3 separate regions of the Homo sapiens genome follow, and regions 1 and 2 are each linked to region 3. Evidence: chromatin contacts called from ENCODE Hi-C data. All regions are on one chromosome and are shown on one strand. Each heading gives the region's core, a stretch centred on a gene start or an enhancer-like site at or near the end of the contact. The rest is flanking DNA. Distances are from core to core; before and after follow the strand shown. Region 1 has its middle 28 kb from the start of LRRC37A. Region 2 holds the start of LRRC37A (leucine rich repeat containing 37A). Region 3 holds the start of LRRC37A3 (leucine rich repeat containing 37 member A3).

Region 1 (3,288 bases), core at 12-2,511, about 19 Mb before region 3:
GGGCCTGTCTAGTCTGGAGAACCTGACTCTGGTGTACCCAAGCTTTGCAGTGGCTGTAGAGGTTTGCTCTTTTGGAGGGAGAAGATAATTCATTCCTCCAACACCTGAATGAGGGTAGATTAACCCACCTCCTTCAGCTGCAATTTGGCAAATTTCTCTTCTTTGATTTAATGCTCAACGGACAAATTTCCTTTCTTCTTCTTCTTCTTCTTCTTCTTCTTCTTCTTCTTCTTCTTCTTCTTCTTCTTCTTCTTCTTCTTCCTCTTCTTCTTTTTTTCTCCTCTTCTTCTTCTTCTTCTCCTCCTTCTCCTTCTTCTCCTTCTTCTTTTCTCTTCCTTCTCCTCCTCCTTCCTCCTCCTCCTCTTCCTACTCTTCTTCCTCTTCCTCTCCTCCTCCTCTTCCTCCTCCTCTTCCTTCTTCTTCTTCTTTCTTTTTTTTTCGGTTTTGAGACAGGGTCTCCGTCACCCAGGCTGGAGTGCAGTGGCACGATCTCGGCTCACTGCAACCTCCACCTCCTAGGCTCAAGCGATCCTCCCACCTCAGCTTCCCATGTGGCTGGGACCAAGGCGTGAGCTACCATGCCCGGCTAATTTTTGTATTTTTTGTAGAGACAGGGTCTCTCCATGTTGCTCAGGCTGGTCTTGAACTCCTGAGCTCAAGAGATCCTCCTGTCTCAGGCTCCCAAAGTCCTGGGATTACAAGCACGAGCCACCATGCCCGGCCTCAACAGGCAACCTTCTGATTAATAATTAGACCTCTGTGCCGGCCGTCGTGGCTGATGCCTGTAATTCCAGCACTTTGGAAGGCCAAGGCGGGTGGATGGCTTGAGGTCGGGCGTTTGAGACCAGCCTGGCCAACACGGTGAAACCCCGTCTCTGCTAAATATACAAAAATTAGCCTGGCATGGTGGCGTATGCCTGTAATCCCAGCTACTTGGGAGGCTGAGGCACGAGAATCGCTTGAACCCGGGAGGCAGAGGTTACAGTGAGCTGTCATATATAATGAAACAGTTTTACTAAACTTAGGAAGCAGTGACTTGGTGTCTCTAGAAATTGCCTAACATACACATTCCAGGATACATTCTCTGTCATCTGGAATCTCCTCCCTTCCACAAACCCACGCTGTCTTAAGCACTATTTTCCTATTTGTTGTTGACCTAATCTAGAAAAAAGCGGCCATCACTCTTTCTCCCCCACTCAGTCCCTCAGTCCCGAAACACCCTTATTCTCCGCACTTGTCACCCCACCCTCTGCTGCCCCCACCGCAGCGCGCAAACGCACACGAGTTTAAAGTTTAGGCTGTGATGCTATCCTCGCCCGCAGATCACAGGACAGACATTCTCGGGGACAACTTTGCGAGGCCATGTGCTCGTCCCCCTTAGGAAGGAAGAGGGAGAAATCCCTGCGGCTCGGTTTTGTTCCAATGGTCTGCTCAGCGAGTGATTCCCGTTTCCCCAAAGGCTGCCCCTCATTAGCATGAACGGGGACGCGGGTGTGGAGAAGGGGTTAGAGGAGAGAAAGCAAGCAAAAGCCCAGGCTCACTTTTAGAGCCTGGGAACCCTGTCTGCAAAAATGACAGCTAGAGCTTTCTGGCTCCTCTGTTTAATCGTCGGATCATCCCCCGAAGCTCCGGTGGAGAGAAAAAGTAAGATCGGTGTAGTGCGGAGCCCTGGGAGCGGAGCGGGGATCTGGGGAGGGGGCGCCCAGGCCTCAGCCGCCGGCCGACAACCGGGCCACCTTCCGTGAGGCCGCACACGCTCCCACAGGCCCGCGCCTGGCGCAAGCCGAGAACCGCGCGTCGCCGCGCCGCGGGCCCGCGACGGAGGAAGCCCCGAGACGCGCGCGCTCACGGGCCCTACGCTTCCCCGCCGCCCGGCCGCGCGCGCGCGCCGCCGAGGGCCCCGCCGGCCCTGCCCACCCCAACCGGCCGCGCGCCGTTGTGCCGGCCCCCGGCTCGCCGCCCGCGCCGCCGCCGCGCCTCAGCTTCAGATTCGGCCTCAGTCAGCCGCGCAGGGACGCGGAGCCCGGCGCCGAGCTCTGCGCTTGCGCTTGCCGGGCGGGCATGGACGGGCGAGAGGCGTTCTGCAAGCGCGAAATCGGTGAGCCCGGCCGCCGCGCCGCCGCCCCGCGAGCCTTTCCGAGTCCCGGAGAATCCTGCACGCGAGATCCCAGGGCGCCCGACCCATGCGGGCCGTTTCGCTGTTGCTAAAAACCAACGCCCAGGGACTGGGAGAGGAACTGGGGTTCCCAAACTGTTTTTTGGAAGCAGCGATGAACGGGATAGTGCATGACGTGGACGTGCTGGGCGCGGGCATCTGGCTGGTGACCCTGCTGGTGGATCGGGACGGGCTGTACAAGATGAACCGCCTGTACCTCACTCACCCCCGACGTCTTCTTCTTCCGAGTCCACATGTTAGTCCTGGACTCCTCCAGCTGCAATAAACCGTGTCCAGAGTTTAAACCTGGTATTGAAACTGAGCTGAATGACGCTGCATATGTACTTTATACCACCGTTTGTAACGTGGGTGCCACAGCCCGGGCTGTGGGTCGTCCAGTCTTTTTTTGGGACGGATGGGGGACAGTATTGTAACATGATTAGGATTTAGACGACAGGTATTATTTCCGCCACTGTGATTTAAGCACCGTCAGCCCCACCCCCACGGGTGAGAACGGCAGCTGTTGGCACAAAGCGGGCTGTCAATAAATAGATGTTGACAAATGGAGTGAGCGACCACCAAACACCATTGCCAGAAGGGACTGTACAGAACTGAGTTTAGAAAAGCTGCTTTTTTGGGGGAGTGTGTGGAGGGTTGGTAGCGGGGAATACCCACTCCCACATCTTTTTTTTTTTTTTTTTTTTTTTTTTAGACAGAGTCTCGCTCTGTTGCCCAGGCTGGAGTGCAATGGCGCCATCTCAGCTCACTGCAACCTCCGTCCCCCAGGTTCAAGCCATTCTCCTGCCCTCAGCCTCCCAAGTAGCTGGGATTACAGGCTGAGCCACTGCGCCCAGCCCCACTCCCACATCTTTCTAGGCATGTGCTCTGGGAAATCCTGATACAATGTGATAAGGACCTTTGTTCTGTAATGTGGGCTGGTTACGTATTGCTTTCCCTTCCCCACACCCCGTGCTACTTTTTGTATTTTTAGTACAGATGGGGTTTCACCATGTTGGCTAGGCTGGTCTCAAACTCCTGACCTCAAGTAATCTGCCCGCCTCGGCCTCCCAAAGTGCTAGGATTAAAGGCGTGAGCCACTGCACTGGCCTGGTTGGGTTGGTTATCTTCTAAAG
Region 2 (3,708 bases), core at 125-2,624, about 19 Mb before region 3:
GAGACTTCAAGCTTTAAGAAGTCTAGCTTCCTGTGAAATGTGAGAGGAAGTCAGCACTCATTTCAGAAATCTGATTATAACGATAGCTCCATCCCTAAATGAGGTGAATCTTGGACTCTCTTCCATTTTATTTTATTTTATTTTTTTGAGATGGAGTTTCTCTCTTGTTGCCCAGGCTGAAGTGCAATGTTGCGATCTCGGCTCACTGCAACCTCTGCCTCCCAGGTTCAAGTGATTCTCCTGCTTTGGCCTCCTGAGTAGCTGGGATTGCAGGTATGCACCACCACACCTGGCTAATTTTGTATTTTTAGTAGAGACGGAGTTTCACCATGTTGGTCAGGCTGGTCTCGAACTTCTGACCTCAGTGATCCCCCCACCTCGGCCTCCCAAAGTTCTGGGATTATGGGTGTGAGCCACCACACCCGGCCCCCCTTCAATTTTAAAGCCATCACTATGCACCCTATGTCTATGCCAAGCACTAAAATAAGATGAAGCACCTTCTTGGAGTTTACATGCTGGTAATTATGCCAGACAGTAATAAAATAGGTAAGAACGGCTGTGGGGGAAGTCAGCTGGGTTCTAGTTACAGTCGCATTTCAGGAAATGATTTAACATGCTGACTTTAACAACCTAAGCCTCTTCTCCATGTGTGCACACAGGGTAGATCTCTGAACACAGGTGACCCTAGAAGTGCTGTAACTTCTAGGGGAATGGCTGTGTTGAGTCAAGGCAGGATGACAGTTCAGCCTCCTCCCAGGCTAGTGCAAAGGGCTCTTCACTCGGATTAAAACCTTCTCTCCCAGACCGAATTGCCAACTCCCAACACCCCTCCTACAGAAAATTTGGAGTCCTCGCTTATTCCCTGGCAGCCCCTACCTAATAGGGTGGTGAATTAATTATCAAACATGCGACAGTTTAGCGAAAATGGCAACACTTTGGAATAAGTGACTGTAATGTGCATCCTGGCGCCCATTTTGCAGGTCAGTTGCTCTCCCTGGAAGGAAGAGTGTTCTCGGATTTCACCTTAAAGGAGGAAGGCTGCCAGAACTGAACTAGCACTTCTGAATATCCTGAGGCGAGGTCCGGTGACTTCCTTGGGAAGCTCTGCCGCGCCCCCACCCCACCCTACCCCACCCTACCCCACCACAGCAGGCGCTGGAGTCCTGGGACCACCAGGGTCTGAGGCCCAAATCCTTCCTCACTAAGGGGAGGAGAGGGGTGTTCCGGCAGGGCAGGATGGGAAGGCGTGCTTGGGCGGGATTGTGACATAAGAGTGCCCTGGTGACATGGAGCAGATCTGTGACATAAATAAAGGTGTCATAAAGACAGGGCGGGGCTCACGCTTAGAAGGGGCACGAGCGTCTCGGAGCTGCCAGAATGTCTTCTGCTCAGTGCCCGGCACTAGTGTGTGTCATGTCCCGGCTGCGTTTCTGGGGCCCATGGCCCCTCCTTATGTGGCAACTATTGTGGCTACTAGTCAAGGAGGCTCAGCCTCTGGAGTGGGTCAAGGACCCGCTCCAGCTCACCTCTAATCCCCTGGGGCCGCCTGAGTCCTGGTCTTCCCACTCCTCCCATTTCCCACGGGAATCTCCCCATGCGCCTACTCTCCCAGCAGACCCGTGGGACTTTGATCACCTGGGGCCCTCTGCTTCCTCAGAGATGCCAGCCCCACCCCAGGAATCGACTGAAAATTTGGTTCCATTCCTGGACACCTGGGATTCAGCTGGAGAGCAGCCCCTGGAGCCAGAGCAGTTCTTGGCTTCACAGCAGGATTTAAAGGACAAGCTGAGTCCACAGGAAAGGCTCCCTGTTTCGCCCAAGAAGCTGAAGAAAGATCCAGCTCAGCGTTGGAGCCTTGCTGAGATTATTGGAATTACACGCCAATTATCCACACCTCAGAGTCAGAAACAGACTTTGCAGAATGAATATTCCAGTACAGATACACCGTATCCCGGTAGCCTGCCTCCAGAACTCCGGGTGAAGTCAGATGAGCCTCCAGGGCCCTCTGAGCAAGTTGGACCTTCTCAATTCCATCTAGAGCCCGAAACTCAAAATCCAGAGACCCTTGAAGACATCCAGTCCTCTTCACTCCAGCAAGAAGCCCCAGCACAGCTTCCACAGCTCCTTGAGGAAGAACCTTCTTCAATGCAGCAGGAGGCCCCAGCTCTGCCTCCAGAGTCCTCTATGGAGAGTCTAACTCTACCGAATCATGAGGTGTCAGTTCAACCTCCAGGTGAGGATCAAGCTTATTATCACTTGCCCAACATTACAGTTAAACCTGCAGATGTGGAGGTTACCATAACTTCAGAGCCTACCAATGAGACAGAATCTTCCCAAGCCCAGCAGGAGACCCCAATTCAGTTTCCAGAGGAGGTGGAACCTTCTGCAACCCAACAGGAGGCCCCAATTGAGCCTCCAGTTCCTCCTATGGAGCATGAACTTTCCATCAGTGAGCAGCAGCAGCCAGTTCAGCCTTCTGAGTCTCCTAGGGAGGTCGAATCTTCTCCGACCCAGCAGGAGACCCCAGGTCAGCCTCCAGAACATCATGAAGTCACAGTTTCACCTCCAGGTCACCATCAAACTCATCATTTAGCTTCACCCAGTGTCTCTGTGAAGCCTCCAGACGTGCAGCTCACCATAGCAGCAGAGCCTAGTGCAGAGGTGGGAACTTCTCTAGTCCACCAGGAGGCTACAACTCGGCTCTCAGGGTCAGGTAATGATGTAGAACCTCCCGCCATCCAGCACGGGGGCCCACCTCTGCTTCCAGAGTCATCAGAAGAAGCTGGACCTTTAGCAGTTCAACAGGAGACTTCATTTCAATCTCCGGAACCTATTAATAATGAGAACCCCTCTCCAACCCAGCAGGAGGCTGCAGCTGAGCATCCACAGACCGCTGAGGAGGGTGAGTCTTCCCTAACCCATCAGGAGGCCCCAGCTCAGACTCCAGAGTTCCCTAATGTAGTTGTAGCTCAACCTCCAGAGCATTCACACCTGACTCAAGCCACAGTTCAACCTTTGGATCTGGGGTTTACCATCACTCCAGAATCCAAGACAGAGGTTGAACTTTCTCCAACCATGAAGGAGACCCCAACTCAGCCTCCTAAGAAAGTTGTACCCCAACTTCGAGTATATCAAGGGGTAACAAATCCAACACCAGGTCAGGATCAAGCTCAGCATCCAGTGTCACCCAGCGTTACAGTTCAACTTTTGGACCTGGGACTTACCATCACTCCAGAACCTACTACGGAGGTTGGACATTCTACACCCCCGAAGAGGACTATAGTTTCTCCAAAGCATCCTGAGGTGACACTTCCACATCCAGACCAGGTTCAGACTCAGCATTCACACCTGACTCGAGCCACAGTTCAACCTTTGGACCTGGGGTTTACCATCACTCCAAAATCCATGACAGAGGTTGAACCTTCTACAGCCCTGATGACTACAGCTCCTCCTCCAGGACACCCTGAGGTGACACTTCCACCTTCAGACAAGGGTCAGGCTCAGCATTCACACCTGACTCAAGCCACCGTTCAACCTCTGGACCTGGAGCTTACCATAACTACAAAACCTACTACAGAGGTTAAACCATCTCCAACCACGGAGGAGACCTCAACTCAGCCTCCAGACCTGGGACTTGCCATCATTCCAGAACCCACTACAGAGACTGGACATTCTACAGCCCTGGAGAAGACTACAGCTCCTCGTCCA
Region 3 (3,324 bases), core at 595-3,094:
ACTGTACACGTATAAACTAAAAAATTAAAATACCTATTTAAAAGTCAAACAGGCCGGGCGCGATGGCTCACACCTGTAATCCCGGCACTATGGGAGGCCGAGGCCGGCGGATTACCTGAGGTCAGGAGTTCAAGACCAGCCTGGCCAACATGGTGAAACCCTGTCTCTACTGAAAATACCAAAAATTCGCCAGGCGTAGTGGCGGGCGCCTGTAATCCCAGCCACTCAGGAGGCTGAGACAGGAGAATCGCTTGAACCTGGGAAGCGGAGGTTGTGGTGAGCTGAGATCGCGCCACTGCACTCCACCCTGGGCAACAAGAGCGAAACTCTGTCTCAAAACTAAATAAATAAAGTCAAACAGTACATGAAAAAATAATATGATCAAGAGAGGTTCACTGCAAGAATGTAAGGGTGAATCAATATAAGATCTACTAATATAATTCTATGAATATACACTACTGTAATTAATATGTAGCATGCAGGAGGAAAACTATATGATCATCTTAAAAGATGCTAAGATGTCATTTAACAAAATATAATAGCCATATCTGATTTAAAAAAAAAAAACTTAAACAGAAAAAAAATTGAAATAGGTGAATATACTCAACACATTAAAGGTCTCAAACCAACAGTTAACCATTAAATATCTGCAACAGTTCCATTAAATTGGGATAGCATACTAAGATGCCTATCATTATAACTAACATTTGACATTGTTTTGGAGGAGGTGGTAGGGAATGCAATTTTTTTCTTTTTTCTTTATTACCCAGGTTCCCATCAATGGTAAAGGCAATGTAATTTGAAGAGAAAAAGGAGACATAAATATAAGAAAATCAGATGTGTACATGATTCATGTTTGCAGATGACAAAACTTTATTCCTAGAATAAAGTTATTCCAATCAAAGCAAAAGCTACAAGAAACAATTAGAAAAAAGAATAGGTGGCTGAATTCAAAATTAATTTTTTAAATTAATGAGTTTTCAACTAGAAGCCCCCTAGCAGAGCAGGTATTTTCATAGACAAATTAAAGATTAAATAAGATATCATGGCATAAGTGAAAATATTTAACAAATAAATTATACTTCATCCAATTTTGTAAAAAATACATACATATACCTGTGCCAGGTGCAGTGGCTCACGCCTATAATCCCAACACTTTGGGAAGCTGAGGCGGGCGGATCGCCTGAGCTCAGGAGTTCGACACCAGCCTGGGCAACACGGTGAAACTCCATCTCTACTAAAAAATACAAAAAATTAGCTGGGTGTGGCAGCGAGCACCTGTAGTGACTACACCACTTTGTTGACGGCCGTCCGGACCTGCAGCTGTCCGGGCCAGGTGGCTGCCCCCGCCTCCCCCCGGCCGGGGCGCTGGTGCTGGGGTGGGGCTGGCGGCGGCGGCGGCTTTCTCCGGCTACTGCTGCCCCCCCTGGGCGAGCTCAGCCGCGTCTTGGGCGCCACCTCAGCCTGGGCGGCGGCCCACCTGCCCCGGCTGCTGCCGCGGTGCCGCGAGCGGAACCCCGGATGGGTCCGGACGTGGGCGGCGGCGGCGGCGGCGGGGCCGGGGCGCAGCGCTCCGCAGAGGGAGCCGCGGGCTGCTTGGTCGGCCTGCCCCGCCGGCCCCTCATGTTGGAACCGAGGCGGAGGGAGAAGGGAAAGCGGCCGGGAAGGGGCGGGCGCAATGGGCGCAGTGGGGGCGGCCGGGGCCGGGTGGGGAGGCCAGAGGGGCAGGGCAGGAGGGGCCCGGCCTGCGGAAGCGGTTGGAGGGAGAAGGCTCAATCCGAATGGCTGGGGCCTCACTGCGGATCGCCTTCAGCCGCCATCTTGTTTCTTCCGTTACCGGAGCGCGGTCACGTGAGCTGAGCAGCCTACGAGCCTGGGACGGGGCGAGGTGGCGCGGCGGCCGCTAGGGGGAGCGCGGGAGCATTGAGTCGGGGGCGGAGAGCCTGGGGCGCCGGGGCTGGGCGCAGCGCGGCGCGGCTGGACTCCGGGCGCGGTGGCGCCGTTGAGAGAGACGCGCAGCTCGCGAAATGCCCCGCGGCTAAGGCCTTCGGAGACCATAGTCTCCGCGGACCCCTGGCTGGAGCCCAAAGCCGGCCGGACCTCCTCCCTGCGTCTCCCCTTCCGCGGCTCGGAGAGGAAGGCAGGAGAGCCCCCAAATATTCCCCTCCCGCCCCCTAGGGAAACTGAAGCTGAAAGAGCCAGCGAAAGAAAAAAAAAGTCTCGGAGTGGGGCGGCCCGAGCGACCTAAGGGACGGGGCAGCGCCAGCGACCGAGGGAAATTAGTCGGGGTGGGGGAACAGGGAGACAAGCCCCCAGAATTTAGGAAACTCCTAAATTCTACTAAAAATACAAAAATTACCTGGGCATGGTGGCGGGTGCCTGTAATCCTAGCTACTGAGGAGGCTGAGGCAGAAGAATCGCTTGAACCCCTGAGGTGGAGGTTGCAGTGAGCCAAGATTGCGCCATTGTACTCCAGCCTGGGCTGCAAGAGTGAGACTCCTTCTCAAAAAATAAAATAAAATAAATCAAGAAAAGTCTGGAAACCATGCCAACTGGTGAAATGAATAAAGAAATAAATGTTGTCTGGACTGAGTGGCTCACACCTCTAATCCCAGTACTTTGGAGGCCGAGGCGGGCAGATCACTTGAGGCCAGGAGTTCAAACCAGTCTGGGCAACATGGTGAAACCCTGTCTTTTCTACAATTGCAAACAAATTAGCCGGACGTGGTGGTGCATGCCTGTAATCCCAGCTACTCGGGATGCTGAGGCCCGAGAATCGCTTGAACCTGGGAGGCAGAGGTTGCAATGAACTAAGATAACGCCACTGCACTCCAGCCTGGGTGACAGAATGAGACTAGGTCTCAAAAAAAAAATTATAATTCAGTAACATAGTCAGTTACAAGATAAACATTGAGCCTGCCTCCTAGGTTCAAGCGATTCTCATGACTCAGCCTCCCGAGTTGCTGAGATTACAGGCGTGTGCCACCATGCCTGGATAATTTTTTGTACTTTTAGTGCAGACGGTGTTTCACCATGTTGGTCAGGCTGGCCTCCAACTCCTGACCTCAAGTAATCCACCCACCTCAGTCTTCCAAAGTGCTGGGATTACAAGCGTGAGCCACTGTGCCCGGCCTCAATTTGGGTTTTTATGGAAGCTTCATTACAGAGTCATTAATGATTACACCGTTGGCCGTTGGTGGTCAGCTTAACCTTCAGCCTCTCTCTCTTTCTCAGAGGTTGAGAGTGGCACTGAAAGCCCTGACCACCAGCCCCAATCCTGAGGCTGTCTAGGAAAGCCTAATCAGTCAATCATTAGCATAAAAA

What was found. Hi-C counts contacts between places; a loop is a spot of excess contacts on that map.
Region 1: a map of HepG2 shows a loop between it and region 3 (147-fold over the local background). The contact joins the enhancer-like site here to the promoter of LRRC37A3 in region 3. A Hi-C loop is called at or near these places in 3 of 168 maps with a recorded cell type or tissue (GM12878, HepG2 and gastrocnemius medialis).
Region 2: a loop to region 3 is called in a map of GM11168, with 49 times the contacts of the local background. The contact joins the promoter of LRRC37A here to the promoter of LRRC37A3 in region 3. A Hi-C loop is called at or near these places in 5 of 168 maps with a recorded cell type or tissue (GM11168, GM18951, IMR-90 and 2 more).

Annotation. Positions count from the first base shown.
Region 1 is chr17:46,265,055-46,268,342 of GRCh38, forward strand. It overlaps a transcript of LRRC37A not described here and the pseudogene LOC100132570. Among named protein-coding and RNA genes, the nearest start is that of LRRC37A, 28 kb to the right of the region's middle. Within about 2 kb of position 1,262, at least 33 of the 41 ENCODE cell types and tissues checked have a DNase peak (open chromatin) inside an H3K27ac peak, as active enhancers do; they include gastrocnemius medialis, where a contact is called at or near this core.
Region 2 is chr17:46,293,757-46,297,464 of GRCh38, forward strand. It overlaps LRRC37A (leucine rich repeat containing 37A), which reads left to right and starts at 1,375. Exons shown (of 14, transcript NM_014834.4): 1 at 1,375-3,708. The coding sequence starts at 1,378. It also overlaps a transcript of ARL17B not described here.
Region 3 is chr17:64,917,634-64,920,957 of GRCh38, forward strand. It overlaps LRRC37A3 (leucine rich repeat containing 37 member A3), which reads right to left and starts at 1,845. Exons shown (of 15, transcript NM_199340.5): 1 at 1,798-1,845; 2 at 1,117-1,237. RefSeq lists silencers at 1,195-1,574, 1,645-1,734, 1,835-2,054 and enhancers at 1,670-2,170, 2,246-2,747, 2,748-3,247.